Regions from separate parts of the Homo sapiens genome. Here region 1 is linked to region 2. The links are chromatin contacts, found by Hi-C or POLR2A ChIA-PET in ENCODE. All regions are on one chromosome and are shown on one strand. Each heading gives the region's core, a stretch centred on a gene start or an enhancer-like site at or near the end of the contact. The rest is flanking DNA. Distances are from core to core; before and after follow the strand shown.

Region 1 (3,841 bases), core at 1,266-3,765, 38 kb after region 2:
TGAAAGTCAGAAACTTGATATGATGTCCTCTCAGAGTCCCTCATGTTTCCTGACTATGACCACTGAATGGAAACTCTTTCTTCCTCCATTGAATGGAGACTTTGGATGTTAATGAGTACACAATTAATCCTCCAGTCTACTCATCCATTTCTTCTTTATTTTCTGACGAGTTATAGCCTCCTGCCTGACAGAGGCCGTCACCTTGTAAGAGATATAGGCCTTATAGGAACTTCTCTGCTCTGTGATTCTGAAGCCACAGTTCAGAGTCAGAAATTGATGTCTTTGACTAATTCTGTGCCTCACTTTTGTCTTCACTGCCTGTCAGGCATTCGTTATCTGTGAGCCCACCCCAATTATAAATCTTTGGTGCTAAAAACCTGTAAGTGGCTACTTCCAGGCCCCTAACCTATAAGTCACTGAGCCTGGAAATTTGGCAATCTCAAAATGGAATTTTATAAAATGCATAGTGTCAAAGAAAGTATTCTGTAAAATCTAAACAAAGATAATATAAGAGTATTATTGAATTAGCAAAATGGCATTCTCATCAATAGAGTCACAACTTCCATTCACAACTATTAAGATAATGAACAGTACCAAGTATTTCTAGAAATTGCTTGAGGAAATATTGTACTAAAAATTCTTACTTTGCAGTCCAGGTACTATAACCAAGTTTCTCTCCATTTGCATATGCTAGCTAGTAAATAGCATAGCTGCTGGAATAAATGAGTCCTGGATAATATTTTTGGCTTTCTCTCTGTCTTGGTATCTTTTGTACCTGCAGATCTTTTTTTCTTCCTCCAGCTAGAGGAGAAAGACAATACCTCAGGAATTATTTAAGGAAAATCTGTTACATAATCAATGCAAGGACTCGGGGACCTCTGTATTAGTTTCCCTTACTGAAATACAAAATTATGCTTTATCAGAACAAATAAGATTTCAAACATAGGTCAAGTATGTTCTCAGTTTCCCATAGTGAAACAATTCTATATTTGGCATTTTGCAGGTTTCCTTATTAAACAATCATTTCTTCATAAGAAAAACATAAAGGAATTTCACTGAATATATTTCTAGTACAGAAGCTATTTTTAAGGCCAACCAGGGAGGATTTCAGGATAATAGTGAGAGGGACAAACTGAAAATGTGTGACTCTGGATAGAAAATAAGATCTGGCCTACATAAGTAAGCAGTTATCTAAGAGCAGTCCCATTCACTAAATGCAAGGCTTCAGGAGACCTAGATTTTGAGCCCCATACTTTCTCTGACTCTCAGTAGGGCTCCTTCATGCTACAAAATCTCTCCATAGTTCAGTCTCTTTATCTCCAAAGAGATAAAAATAACATTCCAATTTTCTAGATTCCAGGACAGACACAAGGATTAACTAAATCATTTAGGGAAAGTATATTGGGTATATATGCTTAGAATATTTTCTTTTATGTAATCTTCTTCTCAGAAAGCACAAAAGGAAGATAAAATTGAGCCAGAATTGTATGGTAACATTACTGATTTTTATGTAGGGCTTGCAGAATATGTCCCATGACTATGTGGTTATACTTGGCCTAGCACACCTTTATAGTTTGTATGTGCATATATATAATCATATATATAATCATACTGATATATATATATCAGTAATGTCCTATATGACAAGATTGTACTCAACTTCAGTGGTATAAGCTTATTCTGTTTAGATGAGCATTTTAGAAGTGAACCAGGAGGACTAACCCTTGAGCTGAATTTCCATAGTCTCATGGTTAATGCTTCCTTATATGGATGAACATAAGAGGCCAGGGATCTAGAATAAAAGATATGAGTGTGATCAATGTCCTGAACAAAGGATGTCTGAAGATCCAAGAGGATGGGGACTATCTCTTTCAATATGTATTCATAGTGTATAATTTGGTGGTTAGACACTGGGTTTCAGAGCCTTGTTTCAGTCCCAGTTCCTCAATTTACTAGCTATTTAATCTTGGGGAAATTACTTAATCTTTCAGTTTTCTCACCTGAAGGATGGGAAAATTAACTTATAGGCCTTTACAAATTTTAAATAAAATAATGCGTGTGAAATACATGATGTCTGGAATATAGGAAGTATTCATAATAAATGTCACTAATCTCTGAAGACGCCAGTGCCACCTGATTGGAACATCAGAAATAGTGATTTGAAATATTTCTCTGGAACACAGAAAGGGAAAGCATGAATAAATGTATCAGTGAAGGCCAGAGACCTCTCTCTGGACATACACTTTTGGGAGGTAACAGGTGACCAGCAACTTTTATTTACTTGAATCTGTAACATCTCTGTAGAGAAAACTAAAGCATTAAATAGGATTTATTTCTTGAACCGTGGAATGCCTTGAATACTTTCTTTTTATTTCTAATTCCTTTGCTCTCAGATGAGAGCTCTCTCCCCTTCTCTGAGATGTATGCTATATATATACACCCGCCTCTCATTCTGAGATACACACTACAGTCACTTAGCACTTCCTCTTTTAATTGAAGGCTGTTCATTTGGCTGGCCTAAAGTAAGAGAGAGAAGTGCAAGTCAGAAAGACCACGAAGGGCAACAGAATAGAAATATTGCTCAAATGCTTGTCATTTTCTGCATGTTATAAGACAAAAGACTGAGATCTTCCCTTATATTGGGTAAGAGTTATAGTTGATTGAGAAACCACAATTGAATAATGTTTCTTTTGTGCAAATAAAAATACCAACCTTAAGGCAGCATTAGAATACTTTGCATAGCATTTACTTCAGGTTTTCATGAGAGAGGGAGGATAAAAACAACCTATATTTGATGCAGTTCCAAGGTCTTTCTTTTTTTCCCTGCCAGTGTTTGCAATAGCCTATATTTAAATGTATAGAGGTGTCTTCAGAGAACCACAGGCATAGAGAATTAGAAGTCTGTAACTGGAAGCATCTTTCAGGGTTGAGAAATGTAAGCTATTGTGAAAGCTCAACAATACATGTTGAAACAAATCTTTTGGAAATGATTGAATTGAATGTTTTCACATAAGCAAATCTACATTTGTCATTCTGAATTCTTTTTATGGAAAGATGGTGTTTCCCCCTCCTGTTTAGGTAATTAAAACTAGTCACTTGATGATCATTCATTATCAAACATTTCTGCACATGGCAAAAAATGCTTTGGGGATGAGACCCTGCTTATACAATTTCATCCATCAAAGGAAGTCTTTCTCCAGAAGCTATTATTCACTCTGTGAGAGTACATTTAAAAGCATTACTTCACACCTAAGTAACGTGTTAACAGCACAGAGTGTCTCTCCCTTGGTGGCTAGGCTCCAGTGCCTGTATTTTATGGAGGCACCATGCACCATCTTGAAAAGCTGGACAGCTTCCAGTAGCATTAGGGTTTGGAGGAAGAGCTGTTGCTCCTTAGAACTTTACTTCTCTTGGGAATATTATTGTTTCAATTTATTTTAATGCAATGAGTGGGAGAGAAGGTGGGAATAAAATGCCTACACAGAAGCCTCTATCTAACAGTCCTGCTGGGTGGGGCATTACAAAGAGAGGCCACAGGAAAACCTTTGAGAGTTTGGAGCCTGCTGCGTGAGAGAGATAAAAGTAGAAACAGCAAATTGGCTGCAATACGAATGGCAGGTGCATTTGTTCACTGGAGGCAAGTTTGGCAATTTAGTTTTCAATGACCAGCTTGTCTCTTTAAGGTTCACCTTTCAAAGTCCTCCTTTTTGCCCTCAACATACATCGCTAAAGCCCTGTCTCATCTTGAGTCCCCACGCTCCAGGTAACAGCAGCTCTTTACTCTGCCTCTCTTTGGGGGGGGAAAAAAACTGGTCCCCTTTTCTACTTACTGGGAGTGGAA
Region 2 (3,881 bases), core at 321-2,820:
GAATTATAAGTCTGTCCCTCAATTCTCATAGGATGAGGAAAAGTCACCCTTCAAAAAATAAAAGATTGAAATTCCTCCAGGGAGGAAGAATGAAAGACCCATGGTATCAATTTAAAGCAAAAAGCATTTAAAAACCAATTACCAAGCTGTGTTGCTGCTGCTCATGGGGCTGTCATCCTTTCCCAGCTCAGAGTGTTAATACTGAAAATACAAAACAAATCCCTTGAAAAGCGATGCCAGGATTGGCTTGTGGGCAACGATGATGAGGCTTTGAGATCAGCCTTTGCAAAGAGGGCTGCTCAGCTGCATATTCAGTGACAGGAATCTTCCGAATCACAAGCAGCAGGATTTGCAACTTGAACAATGTTTCTTTTCCCTCCATGGGAAGAGAGATTTTGGAAAGCTGAATATCAGTGTTCCCCTTGTCTTTATCATTCTCCTCTCTGGCTACCCTAGACTTGCTGCTTTGTTATCCCCCAAGGACACGGGCCATTTGTCAAATTCTCTTCTCCTCAAAACCTAAAGCACAAAATAGCTACTGTCCTTTCTGGCAGCTCCTGCAGAGCTAATATGTTGTGCTTATCCTAATATGTGGACCCCGTCATGTCCTAAATTAAAGAGCCTGGTTTGAAGGATGAGCTTCAGGGGAAAGAGGAATAAAACAAAAAGATTCAAATCCCTGAGGCTACCATTCATGGGAAAAGGTACCCATCTCCATCTCTAAACCTTGGACATGTGAAGGAAGCCCTGTTTCCTTAGAATCCTGAAGGTGGTTTGGTAAACCACTTCTGCGAAGGGTTTTTTCCATTACCTGGAATTAGCAGGTTACTGAAGGGCAGATAAACTAATCGCTGTATGAGCACAGTGGTTGGTGGGGAGGGAGGCTGCCTCGGGCTCTCATGGGAAGGAGGAAAAAGCTGAATGCCTTTCCTAGGACTGGGTGTGAAACTGCTCCTCTCAGTTGGAGACTGGCCCCTGCAAGCACACAGCTTCTGCCACTGCACAGCTGTCAGCTGCCATTAGCAGGTTCCTGACAAGAACATGTGGCGTTCCCCAGTCATTCTCCCCAGCAACTCAAACTGGGCAGTGATGCAGGGGTATGTGTGGTGTGTGTGTTTGTGTGTGTGCATGTATCTGTGCACACTGGGAAGAGACAACAAAGAAGAAAGAGAGATTAAACAATGGTTTCTGGACTCAGATAATTACCCAGTATCAAGAGAAGATTCAAGCCAGATTTTCTCTCTTGGTATTAGGGACTTTGGGTAAGTCACTTAATGCCTCTACTCTTTGTTTTCCTGCACCAACTGAGAATAGCAAAAATCTATGATTTATACACTCCTTTGTAAGTGCCAGGCTCTATGCTAGAGCCCACTGTGGAAACCATCTCACTTAATCATCACAACAACCTGACGATACAAGAACTATATATGTATATATATTTGCAGATGAGAAAACTGAGACTTGAGAAGGTTAAGTAAATTTCCCCAGAACCCCTAGATAGGGATGATGGAACCAGAATTCCATGGCAGACTATGTGACTATGAGTCATCATGAATCAGCAGCTGTACCTCCTCAAACGCGGATGGCCACCTCACTGTGTGTTTGAGTGATCAACCAAAGCCATGTGTGGGAAAGCACCTGGTACACTGAGGGCTGCACCAATGTCAGCAACTGCTATTTAAAGAACTCAACATTAGCTTATTCATTCACTGAGTACTTGTTGTGGACCTGGTTCTGTTCTATGAATTATAACACATGGAGAAGGGGAGTGAGGAAAGACGATATTGGCTCTTCCTTCAAGTAACACATGTTATCAGGTGTTGGCAATAAAAATGTTGTATCTGTATGACAGGTTCATAACCCTGAAGTCGAGGACACCCCACATGCTCACCAAATGAGACTAAAGCAAAACACCTGCTTACCTAACCCCTTTTCTAGTAGAGACCACTGATGAGGAGTTCTCATGTCAGCATTCTAAGAGCTGCATTTAAGAGTAACCATGGGACCTCCTTTTATCTCTCATTCTATTTCTGTTGTCATGGTGTTTCAAAGCAAATACCTGAAATGAGTAAATTTTAATTCTGAAACAGTTATGCAGTTTTCCCAAAGTTGTAATTTAACAGGCATAATCAAGGCACTATATCATAGTAAATGATGGTTTATCTGGTGCTCATCACCTAGAAATATTATTACTAGCGGGTGCTTCTGTGCTTCAATGGTACAATGATAATTGATGTTCACAATGATTACCCCGAGGCAGTGCAAGTTCCTAAAGTGCTTTGTGGATCATACAAAAAAAGAAAAGAAAAAAAGGAAAAGAAAAAAACAGAAAAGCTTCCTTTGTCATTTTTTGCATTACAGTTGAACATAATACAATTCTTTGAATATTAGTCACCAGTAATAAAATATGTGCTAACATCACTGATCAGAGCATTTCAATTCCCCATTATACACCATTATGCCAAAAAAAGGAATTCTGTACAGGCATATATTCCGTATCTTTTATTTCCTTCCAGAAAAGCTCAAGCTAATTTTACATAACTGAGTGTCTGCCCATGAAGAACTCTGAGGGGAAACTGCTTGTGTTAGTTTGTTATTGCTATGCAAACTCAGTGGCTTAAAATAATATAAGTTTATTATCTTAGAGTCCTGGAGGTGAGAAGTCCAAAATGGGTCTCACTGGGCTACAGTCCAAATGTCAGCAGAGCTGAGCTCCTTCTGGTGGTTTGAGGGGGAGAATCTGTTTCCTTGTCTTTTCCAGTTTCTGGAAGCTGCCTGCAGTCCTTGGCTGTGGCCGCCTTCTCCATCTTCACACCAGCAGTGTAGTATCTTCAAGTCTCTCTCTCTAACTACAACCCTCACTTCCATCTTCACATTCCCTTGGCACTCTGACCTTCCTGCTTCTCTCTGATAAAGATCTTTGTGATTACATTGGGCCTATCCAAATAATCTAAACTAATTTGTTCATCTTTAGATTTTAACTTAATTACATCTGCAAAGTCCCTTTTGCCATGTAAGGTAGCATATTCACAGGTTTCAGAGGTTCAAATATAGACATCTTTGGGGGGTCATTATTCTGTCTATCACCCTCCTCTTAACGAACTTTTCATCACAATGTTATCCTTTTCTTTCTTTTCTCTTTGACTTTAACTTTTGAAACAATATCATCTTTCTATAGATGATGAGTTAGAGTGATCCTGAAATCAAAATTATAGAATTCCATAAGGTCATGGGAATCAAGCTCACACAGAAGCTCTGCTAATATTTGTCAGATTCTCACCTTGCCCTGGTCCAAACCAGCAGGAGACAGGCTCCCCTGGCAATTGCCCACTCCACTGTGTGTGGCTTACTAACACTTATGCCCTAGAGAGGGCAGTTGCTTAGTCTTCTGTTTCCTAGAGCTTGCATTTAAAGATGAGAAGAACTTGAAGTTAGAGCATAAAAGGAAAAAAAAAGATGAAGAATATTTTCTTGGTGCCAGACACTGGAGAACACACGGGGATATTAGGAAGGAGAAATGCAAAGGCAGAAAGCCAGGCTGAAAGAAGCTTTGGATGCCATCTGACAGGCCTTTTGAATGCGCAGTTTTGGTTGTCTTCCCAGCTGCACCACATACCCCTACATCCCTCTGTACATTGCTGGAGGAGCAGGAAAGCATCCCTTGGAAAAAAAAATCCCAGTGCACTCAGAGAATAAGGGGAAGTCATGATTAAGGTTATGAGAGAGATACTAGCCAAGGGGTAGTGGAGGTTACAGCTGTGTGGACAAAATGTCCAGACAGGAAGAAAGTACATGCAAATGGAACCAAAATGGGCTTCTGTTTCTCAGCTGTAGACAAATGTCCTCTCTGCTAACCTTTTGCCCTCAGCTTACTTTGGCTG

The links. A loop is a pair of places that touch in the nucleus more often than their neighbours do. ChIA-PET counts read pairs that join two places held with the same protein, here RNA polymerase II (POLR2A). Pooled maps may share reads with other maps.
Region 1: a loop to region 2 is called in a map of mammary epithelial cell, with 2.7 times the contacts of the local background. The contact joins two enhancer-like sites. A Hi-C loop is called at or near these places in 2 of 168 maps with a recorded cell type or tissue (GM12878 and mammary epithelial cell), 5 of 37 single-sample maps with no recorded cell type and 4 of 50 pooled maps. POLR2A ChIA-PET finds 5 or more read pairs at or near these places in 3 of 52 experiments (GM12878, K562 and MCF 10A).

Annotation. Positions count from the first base shown.
Region 1 is chr3:116,036,201-116,040,041 of GRCh38, forward strand. The region is part of intron 2 of LSAMP (limbic system associated membrane protein); the gene reads right to left. The region is part of intron 2 of LOC124906269 (a long non-coding RNA gene); the gene reads left to right. Among named protein-coding and RNA genes, the nearest start is that of SNORD155, 130 kb to the left of the region's middle. Within about 2 kb of position 2,516, at least 2 of the 41 ENCODE cell types and tissues checked have a DNase peak (open chromatin) inside an H3K27ac peak, as active enhancers do.
Region 2 is chr3:115,998,886-116,002,766 of GRCh38, forward strand. All of the region lies in intron 3 of LSAMP (limbic system associated membrane protein), which reads right to left. All of the region lies in intron 1 of LOC124906269 (a long non-coding RNA gene), which reads left to right. It overlaps LOC124909414 (a long non-coding RNA gene), which reads right to left. Exons shown (of 2, transcript XR_007096014.1): 1 at 1,923-3,881. Among named protein-coding and RNA genes, the nearest start is that of SNORD155, 96 kb to the left of the region's middle. Within about 2 kb of position 1,571, at least 3 of the 41 ENCODE cell types and tissues checked have a DNase peak (open chromatin) inside an H3K27ac peak, as active enhancers do.